2 separate regions of the Homo sapiens genome follow, and region 1 is linked to region 2. Evidence: read pairs that join two places in POLR2A ChIA-PET (ENCODE). Cell type or tissue: Panc1. All regions are shown on one strand. Each heading gives the region's core, and the rest is flanking DNA. Links, peaks and the distances in the headings are about the cores only. Region 1 holds the start of QPRT (quinolinate phosphoribosyltransferase). Region 2 overlaps SEZ6L2 (seizure related 6 homolog like 2).

Region 1 (9,510 bases), core at 4,074-6,573, 200 kb before region 2:
TGAGCTGTGAGCCCTCAGCCCTTGGGCAGAGGGAACAGAACAGAAACAGACCCCATCTCTGAGCCACCAAGCTCAGACTCGTGTGGCAGGAGACAGATCACACAACACTATCAACAAAACAACACAGGTCGCAGTGGCTCACACCTGTAATCCCAGCACTTTGGGAAGCTGAGGTGAGAGGATTGCTTAACCGCAGGAGTTCGAGACCAGTCTGGCCAACATAGCGAGACCCCATCTCTCAAAAAAAGAAAAAAATTAGCTGGGCCTGGTGATGCACACCTGTAGTCCCAGCTACTTGGGAGGCTGAGGTGGGAGGACAGCTTGAACCAGAGAGGTCGAGGCTGCAGTGAGCTATGATTGTGCCACTGCCACTGCACTCTAGTCTGAGCAATAGAGTGAGACCCTGTCTTCCAAAAAAAAAAAAAAAAGAGAGAGAGAGAGAGAAGAATATAATCAAAAGTTTCTAAATTCCCAAAGTAGTAACAAAAGCAGACCCAAACAAAAGTAGAGAGAAAATCTTCGAAACTTAAAAGGCTATTTAGGCTAAGGAGCCCACCCAGTGGTGACCACCTAGTTCTGGGAGGTTTGGGGCAGGGCCATTAGACAATGGAAACTCAGGTTATTTTGGAGACAATCAACTTGCTCCCAAAAATGAGCTGCAAGCAGGTGCCTGTGTGCTCAGCCCAGTCTGGAGCTCAGAGCCTGCCTGCCCCACTGCACCATCACCAGCCCAGCTGAACCAGGGTCCCAGGCAAGCCGTACAGGCTCTGCGTTGGCCTTGGAGAGAACCGCCGACTCCCCCGAGTTGCCTGAGCTCGGCCTGAAGCCAGCCCTCCCCACGCTGGCTCACAATAAATGCCTTGACTTCCCGCCAACTCTTCCTCAACCATTAAGATTCAGCTCAACTGTCACGGGCTCTGTGCAGCTGCCCTCGCTGCCCCACCCCACGCAGACTTTGTGTTCCTTCTCCACTCCTGCAGCACCCCTTGCGACAGCATGAATAACCCGGCTGTAGTGATGTGAGGGTGACACTCATCACCAGTGTGTGAGCCCCTCCAAGGCCACATGTCCTCTTTGTGTTTCCAGAGCCCAGGGCCCAGCATGCGGTAGCTACCTAGTATATGTTTACTGAATGGAGGGATGAATAAATTCATGCACAAAGAATAGTTTTATTTATTTATTTATTTTTGAGACAGAGTCTTGCTTCTGACACCCAGGCTGTAGCGCAGTGGTGCGATCTTGGCTCATTGCAACCTCTGCCTCCCAGGTTCAAGCAATTCTCCTGTCTCAGCCTCCCAAGTAGCTGGGATTACAGGCATGCGCGCCACCACGCCCGGCTAATTTTCTATTTTTAGTAGAGACGAGGTTTCAACATGTTGGCCAGGCTGGTCTCGAACTCGCGACCTCAGGTGATCTGCCTGCCTTGGTCTTCCAAAGTGCTGGGATTACAGGTATGAGCCACCGCGCCTGGCCTTATTTGTTTATTTTCATAAACAAATTTCTGTTGCCCAGGCTGGTCTCAAACTCCTGGCCTCAAGTGATCCTCCTGCCTCAGCCTCCCAAACTGTTGGGATTACAGGCACAAGCCACAGTGCCTGGCCCAGTTCTGTCCTTTGAGTTGACCTGGTCATCCAGGAGGATGTTCTGAGGAAGTGTGAAATGATAATATTATTCTAGCCCACGCTGGATACAGTGGCAGTCTGGAAGGTGAAAGAGGTTGGGTTTGAAATAGATTTATTGGCCAAGTGCAGTGGCTCACACCTGTAATCCCAGCACTTTGGGAGGCCGAGGCAGGAGAATTGCTTCAGCCTTTAAACATGGCGAAACCCTGTCCCTATTAAAAATAAAAAAGTTCGATGGGCGTGGTGGCATTCACCTGTAGTCCCAGCTACTCAGGAGGGTGAGGCAGGAGAATCACTTCAGCCCTATAGGTTGAGGCTGCTTTGTGCTGTGATCATGCCAATGCACGCTAGCCTGGGTGACACAGTGAGACCCTGTTTCAAAAACAAAAACAAAAACAGAATAGAGGCCTGGAGCTTGAGAGGGAACTCAGGATAGAAGATATAGATTTAAGAGTCGGCTGGATGCAGTGGCTCAAGGCTGTAATCCCAGCACTTTGGGAGGCTAGGGTGGGTGTATCACTTGAGGTCAGGAGTTCGAGACCAGCCTGAACAACATGGCGAAACCCCATCTCTACCAAAAATAACAAAAACTAGCTGGGCATGGTGGCATGCGCCTGTAATCCCAGCTACTTGGGAGGCTAAGGCAGGAGAATCACTTGAACCCGGGAGGTGGAGGTTGCAGTTAGCCGAGATTGTACCACTGGATTCCAGCCTGGGTGACAGAGTGAGACTCCCTCTCAAAAAATAAAAATAAAAATAAATAAATAAATAAATAAATAAATAGTGATACAGATAGATAGATACATAAATTATATCATTCACTGGGTAGATTGAGAAGAGAGCTGTAGAGAGAATCTGAGTGTAATAGTCAGGGCAGGCTAACTGCTGTAAGAAACAGTGCCCCCACATCTCAGCGGTATAACTCAAAAGAAGTTTTTTCCTTCTTATGACAGTCAATTCCTGACATCTGGAGCATGACCTTTCACAACATTATTCCGGGACCCAGTCTCCTTCCATCTAGTGGCTCTGTCATCCTCCTAGGGCCTTGGAGTGGTCTGCTTTTGACCAGCTAATGGGAGGGGAGAGGCAGAATAGGATCCTGTGAAGACTTCTAGGGTCAGGTCTGGAAATATCTTTTGCTCACACTCCATTGGCCAGAACAAGACTGCCTCAGTGCAGAGGAAGCTGGGAAATGTAGTTTAGTAGGGTACCCAGAAGGAAAAGGGAAACAGTCTCTGCCACACTGAAGCAACACCAAAATCTGAGGGTTGGATGTAGGAAGAAGCACCTGCAAAAGATAGAAAAGAGCCTTTAAGAGGATCACCTGAAGCCAGGAGTTTGAGACCAGCCTGGGCAGCATAGCAAGATCCTATCTGTACAAAAAATAAAAATAAAAAATTAGCCTAGGGTGGAGGCATGCACATACAGTCCCAGCAACTCAGGAGGCTTGGGGCCAGGAGTTTGAGGCTGCAGTGAGCTTTGATTGGGCCACTGCACTCCACTTAAGCCTGAGTGACAGAGCAAAACCCTGTATCCAAAAAAAAAAAAATTAACCAGGAGAAAAATGACATTTGGAGATCCTGTCTCTAAAGAAAAAAAAAGCTCACTGCATAGCTCACTGCAGCCTCAGAAACAGGCCCAGGACTGAATCAAGGCCAGCAAGGTGCTGGGGTGATAAGCGAGCCCGACTCCAGCCTGGCCAACACGGTGAAACCCCTTCTCTACTAAAAATACACAAATTAGCTGGGCATGGTGGCAGACGCCTGTGGTTCCAGCTACTCAGGAGGCTGAGGTAGGAGGATCACTTGAGCCTGGGGCGTGGAGGTTGTAGTGGGCCAAGATTGTGCCACTGCACTCCAGCCTGGGTGACAGAGCAAGACCCTGTCTCAAAAAAAAAAAAAAAAAAAAAAGTGAGCTGGAGGATGAGGCCTCCCTAAATTTTGTGCCTTGGGTGTCTCGATCCGTCACGCCAGCCCCAGTCCCGGCAGTCAGGTGCGGCAGAGAAAGCAAAGGGAGAAGGCTGGGAAGATGCAAGTGAATTTAGCGACTAGCAGTCCCTGTGAGCAACTGTAGCAAGAAGGGTTTCCAATGAAGAAAGGAAGGCCCTGGGCCAGGCGCGGTGGCTCATGCCTGTAATCCCAGCTCTTTGGGAGGCAGAGGCGGGTGGATCACCTGAGGTCGGGAGCTCAAGACTAGCCTGACCAACATAGAGAAACCCCGTCTCTACTGAAAAAAAATACAAAATTAGCCGGGTGTGGTGGCGCATGCCTGTAATCCCAGCTATTCGGGAGGCTGAGGCAGGAGAATCGCTTGACCCCGGGAAGCGGAGGTTGCAGTGAGTCGAGATCACGCCATTGCGCTCCAGCCTCGGCAACAAGAGCGAAACTCCATCAAAAAAAAAAAAAAAAGGAAGAAAGAAAGGCCCTGGCAGTTCTTGGACAGGAACTTGCCTGAAGTCCCAGTCCCGGTGACTGGTGGTTTCCCCACTTTCTGGTTCAGAAGCTGGGCTCTAAGCTGTCTGTGCCCTTAAAGTTCCTTGGAAAGAGGGAAGGGAAGGGAAGTGGATATTAGGTGAGTTCCTACTCTGTTTCATTTGCAGAGTTTTCTCATTGATTCTCAGTTGGACCCATGAGGTAGATGTTATGCCATTACATTTTTTTTTTCTTTAGAGACAGGGTCTCTCTCTGTCACTCAGGCTGGACTGCAGTGGCACGATCACGGCTCACTGCAGCTTTGAACTCCTGGGCTCAAGTGATCCTCCCATCTCAGCCTACAGGTGTGCACCACTGTACTTAGCTAATTTCTTTTTCTTTTTTCTTTTTTTGGGAGAGATGGGATCTCTGTATGTCTCTATGATGCCCACACTGGTCTCAAACTCCTGGCCTCAAGCGATTCTCCTGCCTTGGCCTCCCAAAGCACAGGGATTACAGGCATGAGTCGCTGTGCCCAGCCTGTTATGCCGGGTTTTTTTGTTTTGTTTTGTTTTTTGAGACAGAGTCTCGCTCTGTCGCCCAGGAGTACAGTGGCATGATCTTGGCTCACTGCAAGCTCCACCTCCCGGGTTCACACCATTCTCCTGCCTCAGCCTCCCGAGTAGCTGGGACTACAGGCGCCCACCACCACACCCGGCTAATTTTTTGGTTTTTTAGTAGAGACGGGGTTTCACCATGTTAGCTGGGATGGTCTCGATCTCCTGACCTCGTGATCTGCCTGCCTCAGCCTCCCAAAGTGCTGGGATTACAGTCGTGAACCACTGCATCCGGCCTGTTATGCCGTTTTTTAAATTAATTAATAAATTTATTTATTTATCTTGAGACAGAGTCTCACTCTGTCACCCAGGCTGGAGTGCAGTGGCATGATCTCGACTCACTGCAACCTCCACCTCCGGGGTTCAAGTGAGTCTCATGCCTCAGCCTCCTGAGCAGCTGGGATTACAGGCGGCCGCCACCATGCCCGGCTAATTTTTGTATTTTTAGTAGAGATGGGGTTTCGCCATGTTGGCCAGGCTGGTCTCAAACTCCTGACCTCAGGTGATCAACCTGCCTCTGCCTCCCAAAGTGCTGGGATTACAGGCGTGAGCTCCTGTGCCCGGCCCTGTTATGCCATTTTAAAGCTAAGGAAACTGAGGCACAGAAAAAGGTAAAAAGGTACTTGAGATCAAAAAGGATGGAGTTAGGATTTGAACCCAGGTCCAGGGCCCATGATTTTCCCAGCACACCATCCAAAATGCCTGCCTGCCCTCACCAGGGAGCACATGCTTACATTCACAGCCTTGGACCCTGGGTTAGGGCCAGGAGGGCTGGGTGTTGGGTGAGAACAGGGCCTCGGGCTCCTTCACTGGCTGGGGCAGGGCTTCTGAGTTCCCCATCAGAGCCCCTCCTCTGACTTTCAGGGCCTGCTGAGGAATCTGCAGGCCTGGCAGAGGACAGGAGGGAGGCTTGGGGAGCCTGGGAAGGGCCGGCTGACAGCTTGATGGGCCCTCCCTCCCTCCACAGTCCCACCCCCAGCCTGGGGCCTCTGGGAGCCTTGGTCCTGAGCAGCCAACACACCAGCCCAGACAGCTGCAAGTCACCATGGACGCTGAAGGTAAAGGGACACTCTCTCTGCCATGTCCCTGCACCCATCCCCCCACTGCCTACCCCTGCCCCCACCCTGGCTTGTCTCAGCCCCTTGTTGCCTCCTCTGGAGTCATCTCTCCTCTGGTCCCGCCATCGACTCCCTTACCTACCCCATGTCCCTGCAGCCTTGCTCAACCCCCAGAGGCCCCTTCTCACTCTTCTTTCTCCTGTGTTGAGTCCCCAAGGAGCTCTGGGGAAGGAAGGGGCTTAAGCCCTAGAAAAGGGCAGGGTGGCCTGGAGGAGGTGGCGTCTCCTGGGGGCAGTGGGGGCCGGAAGTGGGAGGCTGGTTGGGGGAGCAGCATGGACTTCTGCTCTCGCTGGTAGCTCGGGAGAAGCAGAGACAAAGTCCTGTCCCTTCTGCAGCTGGGTGGGGGAGGGGGCTTGAGTCCCGTGATTCCCTGCCTGGAGGGAGCTGTATGCAAACTGTTGGGGTGATCAGTCCCAACCCCCAACCATGAAGTCCGGTGGCAACAAAGGAATGAGAAAAGACAAGTTAAGATTTAAAGCAGCCCCAGGGGGCCAGTTGCTAAAGTGAAGGCTGCAGAGCCCTGGTTGCCTGATAATTTATTGAGTACAATCTTTTGATCTAAGAAGCAGATGGTACGGGGTGAAACGGTGAAGGTGGGGGTGTGCGCGTCATTTGAAAGATGTATAGCCGTGGTGGTTTATGTGAATTTCCTTTAAGCTCAAAGCATATGTCTAACTACTAAGATAATCTTTTTTTTTTTTTTTTTTGAGACGGAGTCTCGCTTTCCCCCAGGCTGGAGTGCAGTGGCGTGATCTCGGCTCACTGCAAGCTCCGCCTCCCGGGTTCATGCCATTCTCCTGCCTCAGCCTCCCGAGTAGCTGGGACTACAGGCGCCCGCCGCCACGCCTGGCTAATTTTTTGTATTTTTAGTAGAGACGGGGTTTCACCATGTTAGCCAGGATGGTCTCATTTCCCAACCTCGTGATCCGCCCGTCTCTGCCTCCCAAAGTGCTGGGATTACAGGTGTTAGCCACCGTGCCCGGCCAACTAAGATAATCTTTAACTTATTGGGCTGCAGCTGGTGGGAGTGGGTTTTACAAGGAGCCAGGATGTCTGGTCACATTCCAACGCTTCAAGGAAGTGTTTCAGCCCAGAGCATTCTGTGTAAAGCCGCAGAGCAGGTCATGTTCACTGGCCTGGGGACACAATGGCAATAAGGAGGTGATTCTCCTCAGAGGCCCCCTATGGTGTTCCATAGGTGTCCTACACAGGGGTGGCTGACTAAACTGGCGCCCCGTAAACCCTTCCACCAGCACAAACCCAGGGGTCCATGCTCTACGCTCAGAAGGCTCCACCAGGGATGGGGCTGTGTGACCATGGGTGGGTCCTGGCTTCTCAGAGTCCCGTTTTCTTCCATCTGTAAAATGACAATAATAGTTCCCTGCTCTGGCCCGCCACGGTGGCTCACGCCTGTAATCCCAGCACTTTGGGAGGCTGAGGTGGGTGGAGCACTTGAGGTCAGGTGTTTGAGACCAGCCTGGCCAACATGGTGAAACCCCGTCTCTACTAAAAGTACAAAAATTAGCCGAGTGTGGTGGTGCGCACCTGTAATCCCAGCTACATGGGAGGCTGAGGCAGGAGAATTGCTTGAACCCCAGTGGCGGAGGTTGCAGTGAGCTGAGACCAGGCCTCAGCACTCCAGCCTGGGCGACAGAGCGAGACTCCATCTCAAAAAAAAAGGAAAATAAATAGTTCCCTGCTCAGAAGGTTGTGGGGAGGACAGAGGATGGGAGGCACAGGTGCTTAGACCCTCCTCCATGTTTGAGGTGCCTGCTGGCCCCATACACCCGGTCCCTCTGGCTCCACTGTGGAACCAGCTCTCAGGGGTCCCATGCAGGATGCCACGCCAAACACCTTTCAATCTCCATTGTGTCTTTCTCTTTTGAAACAACGCCGACCTGGATGTGAATCCTGACTGCCACTCAGCAGCAGTGGAAACCCTGGCAAGTTTTGTAACCTGTAGAAGCCCGTTTCCACATCTGGACAATGGAGTTGGTGGCACTGGTCTCACGGGGTTGTAATGAAGATTAAATACCTTAGCAGATGTCAAGGGGTCTCGACCTGATTCCTTCAGAGCCAGGATTCTTTACTGAGGGATCAGGGATGGGCTCTGGGGGAGTTCATGAACCCCAGAATTTGCAGGTGAAATTGTGTGTCTTTGTGAGAACACGGTTACGCATTTTTCTGGGAAGGAGATCCATAATTTTCATCAGATCCAGATTCTTTTTTTTTTTTTTTTTTTTTGAGACAGAGTCTCGCCCTGTTGTCCAGGCTGGAGTGCAGTGGCATGATCTTGGCTCGCTGCAACCTCTGCCTCCCGGGTTCAAGCGATTCTCCTGCCTCAGCCTCACGAGTAGCTGGGACTACAGGCATAAACCACCATGCCCGGCTAATTTTTGTATTTTTAGTAGAGATGGGGTGTCACCATGTTGGCCAGGCTAGCAGATCCAGATTCTTTTTTTTTTTTTTTCGAGATGGAGTCTGACTCTGTCACCAGGCTGGAGTGCAGTGGCAGGATCTCGGCTCACTGCAACCTTCACCTCCCAGGTTCAAGTGATTATCTTGCCTCAGCCTCACGAGTAGCTGGGACTACACGTGCTTCAGGCACTTGCTGCCATGTCCAGCTAATTTTGTAGTTTTAGTAGAGACAGGGTTTCACCATGTTGGCCAGGATGGTCTCGATCTCTTGACCTTGTGATCTGCCTCCTCGGCCTCCCAAAGTGCTGGGATTACAGGTGTGAGCCACCGCACCCGGCCTCTTTTGTTTTTTAGACGGGGTCTTGTTCTGTCACCCAGGCTGGTTGGTGTGCAGTAACATAATCATAGCTCACTGTTTGTAGCCTCCAACTTCTGGGCTCAAGTGGTCCTCCTGCCTCAGCCTGTGGAGTAGCTGGGACTGCAGGCGTGTGCCACCACACCTGGCTAATTAAAATAAATTTTTTTTTTTTTTAGAGATGGGTTCTTGCTGTGTTGCCCAGGCTGGTCTCAAACTCCCAGCCTCAAGCGATCCTCCAACCTCAGCCTCCCAAAAGTGTTGGGATTACAGGCATGAGCCACCGTGCCTGGCTCAAATCTTTTCATATGTGAACATCTCAGCATGTTTTCTTTCTTTCTTTTTTGAGATGGAGTTTCGCTCTTGTTGCCCAGACTGGAGTATAATGGCGTGATCTTGGCTCACTGCAACCTCTGCCTCCCAGGTTCAAGTGATTCTCCTGCCTCACTCTCCCAAGTAGCTGGGGATACAGGTGCCCACCACCATGCCCAGCTAATTTTTTTGCATTTTTTTTTTTAGTAGAGATGGGTTTTGCCGTGCTGGCCAGGCTGGTCTTGAACTCCTCACCTCAGGTGATCCACCCACCTTGGCCTCCCAAAGTGCTGGGATTACAGGCGCAAGTCACTGCGCCCAGCCTCATCATGTTTTTTTCTTAAAAGATAAAGACTTTTCTTTTTACTACAACCACAATACTATTGTCAAAACTAAACTTTAAAAATTTCCTTGGTGTTATCAAACATTCAATGTCCAGATTCCAGTGGTTTCATAAATAGCCTAATTTGCTTTTAGTTTGTTTGAATTAGGATCTAAGTAAAATCTACACTTTGTGATTGGTTAGTATGTTTTAAGAGTCTTTGAAACTTTATTTTTTTGATTAAAAAATGTTTAATTTAGAGATAGGGGTCTCACTATATTGCACAGGCTGGTCTCAAATGCCCCAAAGTGCTGGGATTACAGGTATGAGCCACC
Region 2 (9,510 bases), core at 4,418-6,917:
GTGACAGAGTAAGACTCAGTCGCAAAAAAAAAAAAAAAAAAAAAAGACAAAAAAACAACATAATGCATACAAAGTGCTTGCTATTATTGAGATCAGTTTGCCTCACATTCTCCTAAAAGTCCACCCCTTTCTGAATATTTCAGCATCCTTTCAAGTATCCTAAAAATGTTTAATTGCATTTAAATATAAAATTTTATTTTATTTGGGACGGAGTCTGGCTCTGTCGCCCAGGCTGGAGTGCAGTGGCGCAATCTCGGCTCACTGCCAGCTCCGCCTCCTGGGTTCACGCCATTCTCCTGCCTCAGCCTCCCAAGTAGCTGGGATTACAGGCGCCCGCCACTACGCCCAGCTAATTTTTTGTATTTTTAGTAGAGAAGGGATTTCACCATGTTAGCCAGGATGGTCTCGATCTCCTGACCTCGTAATCCGCCCGCCTCGGCCTCCCAAAGTGCTGGGATTACAGGCGTGAGCCACCATGCCCGGCTTAAATATAAAATTTTAATTAGGCCAGGCAAGGTGGCTCACACCTGTAATCCCAGCACTTTGGGAGGCCCAGGCAGGCAGATCACCTGAGGTCAGGAGTTCGAGACCAGCCTGGCCAACATGGCAAAACCCGGTCTCTACTAAAAATACAAAAATTAACCAGGCATGGGTGCCTGTAATCCTAGCTACTCGAAAGGCTGAGGCAGGAGAATGGCTTGAACCCAGGAGGTGGAGGTTGCAGTGAGCCAAGATCACGCCATTGTACTGCAGCCTGAGTGACAAGAGTGAAAAAAAAAAAAAAAAAAGATAAAGTGGAAAAGGACACCCCCAAGGATATAAAACAAGTTCAAATTGGTAGATGGGTCACAGCAGATACGCCTAAAATACTAAAAAGATTGGGGGGGGGGGAAGAAATGGTGTACTTGAATGGATACAAAAATTCTCCAAAGGGGGTGAATTTTAGGCAAACTGGTCATAAGACAAATTGAAAAGCCAGGCTTGGTGGCTCACGCCTGTAATCCCAGAACTTTGGGAAGTTGAGGAAGGAGGATTGCTTGAGGCCAGGTGTTCGAGACCAGCCCGGGCAGCGTAACAAGATCTCATTTCTACAAAAAATTTAAAAATTAGGCAGGCACCATGGCTTGCACCTGTAGTCCCAGCTACTCAGGATGCTGAGGCGGGAGGATCCCTTGAACCTAGGAGTTTGAGGTTGCAGTGAGCTGTGATGGCACCACTGCATTCCAGCCTGGCCGGCAGAGCCAGGCCCTGTCTCTAAAAAGAAAGAAATTGAAAGCTGTTTGCCTCCTGCCCAGCAGCGAGAGAAGACGGGTGGCTCCTGTCAGTTCTCTCCCATCTGGAAGAGGCCCACAATGTCAAGGAAGGCCTGGTGGAGAGGTCACTGCGTCCTGGAGTGAGGCTGGTCGCAGGGAGGCCTTCACAGAGGCTGAGCCTAAAGCCAGGCTTTTTTACCTCAGGCCAGGCCCCCGGACACTGCCCTCTGCCCACTTTCGCATTTCCTTTTTTTTTTTTTTTTTCAAATTGTTCCCCTTTCCCCAGCCCTCTCTCCAGAGAAGTGGTCCAGTGCTCGGTGACCACCTCCCCACACTCCACCGGCCCAATTACAAGTGGCGATTTTCTGTTTATTGCTCAAAAACAAGAATTCAGAAGCAAAGGTGGAGAGACTGTGGGTTGGGGAGATGGCAGGAAGGGGGCAAGGCCTTGTCCCAGCTCTCCCCTTTGTCCTTCTTCTGACCCTCCTGGCCGGAGTCAGGCCTAGGGCCAGGGCATCTGGGAGGGGGGCACCTTCGTGGCCAAGGGAACAGTAGAGCTATCGGGGGCAGTCCTTGAGGGGTGCCCTGGGCAGGAGGGGCTGCAAGATTTGCAGGGAGGCAGAGTTCCCCTCCCAGAATCCAAAAGCCGGTAGGGCGGGGGGCAGGCCCCTCGTTTGGCAACTGAGAAGAGGCGGCTTTGGGCGGCAGGATGCTGGTTTATTTACTGTAGGATCTCCAGGGCCATCAAAGCCCCCTCGTGGGATAGGGAGACTATTTACACAGCCAGGGAGGAGGGCAGCCAGGAGGCAGAGACCGGGTCCCGTATTTCCCTCTGCCCGAATGAGGAGGGGAGGGGCGTCCTGGGTCCTGCAGCTGTAGTCTTGGGGTTCAGATGGAAACTTCATACTCCCGCGTATCCTGAAGACAGAGAGATCAGGTCAGTTGTTGGAGTCTGATAGGGGTGGAAGAGGCAGCCGAATGGGAGGAGGGGCAACGATCCTGGGTTTTAAAGTAACATTGACCTCTAGGGGCTGGGGGGCCAGTGAATGTGTTTGGTTCATCCTACGGTGTCGTAAAATGACACAAAAATCTGAATTTCTGGCTTGTCTTGAATAATTGGAAGATCTGCCAATTGTGCCTCAGTTTCGACTATGGGGTAGAGCCGTATTCTTGAGATGGGGCACAAGTCCTCCACTTAGCCACAGTCCTCACCACTCCCTATTGTATACACATGGCTTGCTATGCTCATTGACATGGCCTCTGGGGGCAGCTGAGTTTGAAATTCCCAAGACAGAGATTCCAGAGACCTTGCGAGAAGGTTATGGAGTCCTGGGAGAGCCAAGTGGTGGCTCTTCAGGGGCAGGCAAGGTGCTTACCCCAGCTTCATACAGCGGGTTGCTGAAGTCCGACTCCACGGTGATGGGGCTGTAGGAGTGGGAGCCCGAGAAGCCGAAAAGGGACTTTCCCTGAAGCCTGGGAAAGGGAGAGGACAGAGGAGCTTATCAACAGGTAAGCCCCTGAGCTCCCCTGACCCAGGCTCCAGTGCCAGGCTCGCAAGACGTCTGCCCTGGCCGGCAGTCCCCAAGCAGGCTACTTACTTGGTGTAGTAGATGTAAACGCCACTGCCGAGGACAATGACCAAGCCTAGAGGCAGCAGGATGGCCAGGGCCAGGTTCCCCCCTTCCAGCTGCCGTGATGGATCTGTGGTCTGGGTCACTACAGGAGGAGGAGAGGCCGGTGAGCTGTGGCTGGGCCCGGTCCTGGGCTCTCCCAGCCTCCTGCCCTGGGCCTCAAACCCTGGGCTTCATCCCTCCAAGGCCTGGCCTCCTGCCCCAGCCTCTGCCTTGCCCTCCCAACCTGGCCAGCCTGGGTCTCCACCTGTGCTCTCACTGACCTTCCAGTTTTCGGTTGTCCAGGAGCTCCTCATAGGCAACTGCAGGGAGAGGAGGGGGAGGGGATGGGGTCTGAGCCAGGGAGGGGAGGAGGCTGGGAGGGGCCGGGAGCCCGGTGGGGCTGGGCTGGACAGCCTGGTTCTCTCTGCCCTCTGCTCAACCTCAACTTTCTCCCTTTGTGGGGAAGAGAGAGGAGTGACCAGCACAGGGCCTTTGTCCTCTTTCTCCAGACCCCTAAAAAGTCAGGGTTCCTGGACAGTCTGAGCCAAACTAGAACTTGTCAGCGATAGGGAAACTGAGGCCTATTCAGAGCAAGGGACTTCCAAGCCAAGGCCCCCTCTACTACACCCCTGAGCCAATCCCATGACCTCACACGACCCAGGGCTTCTGGACACACCCGTGAGGACACGAGGCCACAGGAGGAGAACCGGGAGCTCTGTGGGGTCGCCCATTGGTCTCAAATGTGCTACCTGACTCTCCCAGCCCTGTCACTTCCCGGACACTGGTGTGCCCCTCCTGCCCTGTCTGGCCAGGCACCTTTGCAGAGTGGGGGCTGGCTGGTCCACTGGGAGGGGTGGCCGGGCACACAGGTGATGGTGACCTCGCCGATAAGCTCAAAGCCCTCATAGCAGAAGAAGCGCAGAGACTCGCCCGCCTGGTAGTGGTGCTTGTACAGCGTCTGGTAGCCATTCTCGGGAACCCCCGGGTTCAGGCACGGCTCGTACTTCACTGCGGGGAGCATGCCAGTCACGTGCCAGCTGCACTACTGTGCACGGGGCAGACGGGCTCTCCCAGGGCTACCCAGCCACCCTCCCAGGGTGTGCCCCAGACTCACAGGCGCATTTGGGGACCCTATCGCTCCACTTGGGTGTGCCTGTGTCCCGGCTGTAGCAGGTGAGCATGGCTGCCCCCTCGAGGCTGTACCCTGGCAGGCAGCGGTACTGGACGTGGGAGCCAACGGGGAAGCCGGCGTCCGAGGCGGTGCGGTGCCCGTTGGCAATCTCGCCAGGGTCAGCACAAGTCATGACTGGTGGCAGAAGAACAAGGTCAGGGGGAGCGAGGGCCTTCAAAGATCAGCCTGGGCAACACAGAGAGACCCCATCTCTACAAAAAATTGAAAAATTAGCCAGGAGTGGTGGCGCACTCCTGTGGTTCCAGCTACTCAGGAGTTGGAGGCGGGATGATCGCTCGAACCCAGCAGGTCGAGGCTGCAGTGAATGGTGACCACGCTACTGCACTCCAGCCTGGGTGACAGAGTGAGACCCAGTCTAAAAAAAATAAAAGAAAATCTCCCAGAAGCTTAGGGCTGGGAGAGGCCTGAGCCTCAGGCTGTTTCCTCTGAACACCTCTGCACACACACGCACTTCCCACCAATTCCTCAGAAGGAAGAGAGCATGAATTGGAAAAACTTAAAATGCAGTGCATCTATTTTCAGGCCAGAATGACAGGCTTAATTTTTTTCAAAATTCAACGTATGTTATATTTCAGGCTTCGTTTAGTAAACAGTTTGCTTGGGGAAACCCCAAGCCCCTATCCTGGGGTGAAATTCAAAATATTTAACCACCATACCAGAGCATACTAGCCAAATCCCAGCAGGGTGAGCCCAACATGGCTTGTAGTCTGTGGAACAGCAGCTGCCCTCTTTAGAGGGGGCCCAGCTCTCCTGTCCCCAGTATTCTCATTATGCCCAGCCCAGTTCACTCACATACACTCCCTGCCTTCAGGCGTTTGAGTTTACAACCCTGTTGTGAAGGAATCATAATCATAGCCATTTCTTGTATATAAGCCTGAGCTACGTACCCTGCTAAATGTTTTACAAACAAATATAATTCTTTGTGTGTGTGCTTGTTTTTTTTTTTTTTTTTTTTTTTTTTTTTTTTTTTTTTGAGATGGGAGTCTCGCTCTGTCGCCCAGGCTGGAGTGCAGTGGCGCATCTCGGCTCACTGCAACCTCTGCCTTCTGGACTCAAGAGATTCTCCTGCCTCAGCCTCCCGAGTAGCTGCGATTACAGGCATTCGCTACCATGCCCAGCTAATTTTTGTATTTTTAGTATAGACAGGGTTTCGCCATGTTGGCCAGGCTGGTCTCGAACTCCTGACCTCAGGTGATCCACCCACCTCAGCCTCCACCAGTGCTGGGATTACAGGTGTGAGCCACCACGGCTGGCCCCAAATATAATTCTTTGTTTTGGAGACGAGAACTTGCTCTGTCACTCAAGCTGGAATGCAGTGGTGAGATCACGGCTCACTGCAGCCTCAAACTCCTGGGCTTAAGCAATTCTCGCACCACAGCCTTCTGAGTAGCTGGGACTACAGGCATATACCACCATGCCTGGCTATATTTTTTATTATTTGTAGAGACAGGGTCTCACTATGTTGCCCAGGCTGTTCTCAATCTCCTGGGCTCAAGTGATCCTCCCACCTTGGCCTTCCAAAGCACTGCAATTTCAGATGTGAGCCACCACACCTGGCACAAACATAATATTTAATCCTGATTATCCTGAGAGGCCAATGTCACTGTCATCTCCCTTGGAGCCCAGGGCTCAGGGCGGTCAAAGGACTTGGCCCATGGTCATTCAGCCAGGGAGTGGCAGAGCCGGAATCTGCCCAGGGTCACAGCCATGGAGCACTGGACAGGGACTCAGATATGTGGGTCCTGGCACACCTTCAGGCTCAATCTGCTGCCTTGGGCAGGTTCCCTCCTGAGCCCGAGGCAGCGGGGCCAGCCGAACTCTCAGCCCCATCCAGGCCTGATATCCTGTGAATCCTTCCAGGGGCGGGAAGCTTTGTCCAGCCCAAATCTGGCTACCTGAAGCTTCTCCCCTTGGTCCCACCATTGCTTCCAGATGCCACATGGAACTACAGCCCCATGTCCTTGGGGCTGGCTTCCTAAAATTTGGAGAAAGTAACCAGCTGCCATTCCTTTCTGCTCTTCAATTTTCTTTTTCTTTCTTTCTTTCTTTCTTTTTTTTTTTTTTGAGATGGAGTATCACTCCCGTGGCGCAGGATGGAATGCAATGGCACAATCTCAGCTTACTGCAACCTCCACCTCCCAGGTTCAAGCGATTCTCCTTCCTCAGCCTCCTGAGTATCTGGGATTACAGGCGTATGCCACCATGCCCAGATAGTTTTTTATTTTTAGTAGAGACGGGGTTTCACCATGTTGGCCAGGCTGGTCTCGAACTCCAGACCTCAGGTGATCCACCGCACCTGGCCCTTTCTGCTCTTCTAAAAGATACACACTCCCAGCTCCTTTAAATGTCACCTCCTCTGTGAAATCTCCTGCCCCAGCCCTGAGAAAATTAGCCCACTGCTCTCCCCACAGCACTTCGCCACGCCCAGGGCAGCATGCGCCCTGTGAACTTTCCATCTGCTCTTCACAACCTCAGTCCTACTTCGCCGATGGGGAAACCAAGCCTCAGAAATGCTAAGTGCCTCGCCCAAAGTCACCCAGTGATCACCACCCTGCGTATCCCTCCCAGACTGCGAGCTCCATAAGAGTATGGAGGGGCTTGAACCCCCTTCGCCTAACCCCAACCCAGCACGGGGCTTCAATGATGGCATTCAAATAAACCAAGTGCTCTGACAAGCCTTGGTCCTAGCAAAGTGGCTCCCTACAATTTCAACTGATAGGACTGCGGGATTGGGGCGGGGCGTAGGACAGGAAGGTGGAGCCAAGTGTGGACCCGGGGAGCCCAGTGGGAACCTGGTCGGAGCCCTTTTAGGGGCCAAACTCAGATGCCGCAGAGGAGGGGTCAGGAGGGGACGGGGCGGGGCCGTGAGACGAGGAAACAGGGACCGAGCCCAGGTCGGTGCAAGAAAGAGGGATGCAGCCCGGAGAAGATGAGAGGGAGACCCAGAGGGGACAGTTTCGGGGAACCGGGCGGAGGAGTGAGAACTAAAGGGCATGGGGGCAGGCCTTGAAGAAGATCCAGGAAGGACCCCGAGCGAAGGGATGGAACCCAGAAAGCACGGGGGTCGGGACAGGACAGGCCGACGACGGGGCCCACAGGGAAGGGGCGGGGCCGAGGGGACGCGGGCGGGGCCGGCTCACTCTTTTGGCAGGCGGGCGGCGCGGCGCTCCAAGACAGGTCCCACTGGCAAGTGAGAATGTCGGAGCCTAGCAGCTCGTAGCCAGGCTCGCACTGGTAGGTGAGCACCGTGCCCCGGATCAGGTCCCCGTGGGATGCCGTTCTCCAGCCCCACTCCGGAGGTGGCAGCTCGGGGCACGTGTCGTTCCTCGGGACCTCTGCAGGGGAGGGAAGGCGAGTTTGGAGGCTGCGTTTTAACTGCGGGCTCCCTTCCAGCCTCGGAGGCTTTGCTCTGTGCCCCCTCCCGGGATCTGTCTCTCTCTCTCTCTCTTAGAGACAGGGTTTCCTGTCGCCCAGGCTGGAGTACAGTGGTACAAGCATAGCTCACTGCAGCCTCAACCTCCTGGCTTCAAACGATCCTCCCGCCTCGGCCTCCCAAGGCCCCGGGATAACAGGCGTGAGCCACCACGACCGGCCACCTCCCGGGATCTCTGGCCTGCCCGACCCCTGCCCATCCCGGGACTCTATCCCTCAGTACCTTTGAAGTGCAATACGAAGCCCTGGCCCAGGCCTGGATTTGGGGGCCCGGGCGGTGCCTGAAACTGCAGTGTGAGGTCGGGCCCAGAGGAGAGAAGGCGGCGGCGCGGCTGAGGTCCCCGCAGCTGGGCCAAGACTCGGGCGCTGGGACCGTCCCCGTCGAACAGCGTCAGCATGTCCCCTTCCCGCACATTCAATCTGCAGGGGGTGAGACCAGGCAATGGGGCGGGGCTGCGACTGGCCCCTCCCATCCAGCTCTGCCCCATCCTCAACTCTGCTCATTGGTAGCCCCTCCTACTCTCCAGCCCCGCCCATATTCTCCTATCCCAGGTCTGGCGCCGCCTCCGTTTTGACCAACCATGGTTTCTCCTATGCTAGTGCCTCAGGGTTCCCCTATTCTATGGCTCCTCCCATGTCCTACTACCCAATCCCTAAGCTTGCACATTACTAACTCCGCCCACTGTCCACTCCCTCCTCCATCACCATGAGATCCACAGCCTAGCCCAACTCCAGCTCTGGCCAATCACAGACCAAATTCGCTAACGCCCTACACAACTCTAGGCCCCGCCTGAGTACCTGCTTTGAAGCCACGCCCACTTCAGCTTCTGTGCCATCTCATGACACTCTCATACCAATTCAGCTCACTGGATTCTCCCCAGACCTCCCCAACTTGCTGGTGTTAACGCAACAGTTTGGGTCTGTGTCCGTGGAAATAGCTCCAGGGGAAGCCTCAGAAACCTCCAAAGAGTGAGAGGCACCAGGCCAGAGCCCCTTGTTCACAGTGGCCCCTAAGGAAGGCTGCATTGCCCTATTTATTTGTCCGAGGTTGCCTGGCTAATATGTGATTTGAGCCCAGCTCTCTCACGTCTATCCTGTACCCTTAGTGCACCAGCCTATCCACCGAATTCTGGATAGATACGCAAGAGCCAGACAGGCTCAGAATGCAGGCTACTGCATTGGCATACCACACTTTGCTGAGCCTACACCCGTCGCACCCTCTGCAGGACCCAAACATACATCTCAACTTGGAGCAAGATGCGCTTCTCTTCCTGGACGTGCACGCCCCACACGCAGTCTTGGCCCGGGCTATAGCTCTGGGGCCAGTCGGGAGAGAGGACCACGCCAGCTGGTTCCGACAGCTCCCCTCCACACATGGCTAGGGAAAAAGGGGTGTCAGGTTCAGGACCCAGGTGGGCATGCTGTCTTCATTTCTCCACAGTCCTCACCACTCGTGATGCGTGCACCACATCACCTCGCTTGTTTCCTATTACCTATGATCCACCTGTTTCTTTTATTCTTTTATTTTATTTATTTATTTATTTTTAAATTTTTTTTGAGACGGAGTCTCTCTGTCGCCCAGGCTGGAGTGCAGTGGTGCGATCTTGGTTCACTGCAAGCTCTGCCTCCCTGGTTCACGCCATTCTCCTGCCTCAGCCTCCCGAGTAGCTGGGACTACAGGCGCCGCCACCACACCCTATTTTTTTTTCTTTTTTCTTTTTTTTTTTTTTTGTATTTTTAGTAGAGACGGGGTTTTACGGTGTTAGCCAGAATGGTCTCGATCTCCTGACCTCGTGATCTGCCCGCCTTGGCCTCCCAAAGTGCTGGGATTACAGGCGTGAGCCACCAGGTCCAGCCCCTATTTTTATTTTTTTAGACAGAGTCTCACTCTGTCGCCCAGGCTGGAGTGCAGTGGCGCAATCCCGGCTCACTGCAATCTCCACCTCGCAGACTCAAGCGATTCTCGTGCCTCAGCCTCCCAAGTAGCTGGGATTACAGGCACGCACTACCATGCCCGGCT

What was found. Peaks named below come from ENCODE experiments on the same cell type or tissue, not always from the same donor. Only the 100,000 strongest peaks of a DNase experiment are listed, where the experiment ranks them.
Region 1: POLR2A ChIA-PET joins it to region 2 with 17 read pairs; 6 of 35 experiments call an interaction of 5 or more read pairs at or near these places.

The regions. Positions count from the first base shown.
Region 1 is chr16:29,673,503-29,683,012 of GRCh38, forward strand. QPRT (quinolinate phosphoribosyltransferase) reads left to right here and starts at 5,678. Exons shown (of 4, transcript NM_014298.6): 1 at 5,678-5,708. The coding sequence starts at 5,696. RefSeq lists a silencer at 746-1,040 and enhancers at 2,494-2,763, 3,182-3,683, 3,684-4,183, 5,722-6,223. In Panc1, for the core only: no CTCF peak of the experiment used is centred there; no DNase peak of the experiment used is centred there; H3K4me3 peaks cover 908 bases; H3K27ac peaks cover 1,167 bases.
Region 2 is chr16:29,869,558-29,879,067 of GRCh38, forward strand. SEZ6L2 (seizure related 6 homolog like 2) reads right to left here. Exons shown (of 18, transcript NM_001243332.2): 10 at 8,730-8,868; 11 at 7,714-7,910; 12 at 7,199-7,393; 13 at 3,981-4,172; 14 at 3,683-3,874; 15 at 3,148-3,186; 16 at 2,852-2,969; 17 at 2,630-2,726; 18 at 1,602-2,171. The coding sequence ends at 2,142. Among named protein-coding and RNA genes, the nearest start is that of CDIPT, 11 kb to the left of the region's middle. RefSeq lists enhancers at 8,129-8,630, 8,631-9,130. In Panc1, for the core only: no CTCF peak of the experiment used is centred there; no DNase peak of the experiment used is centred there.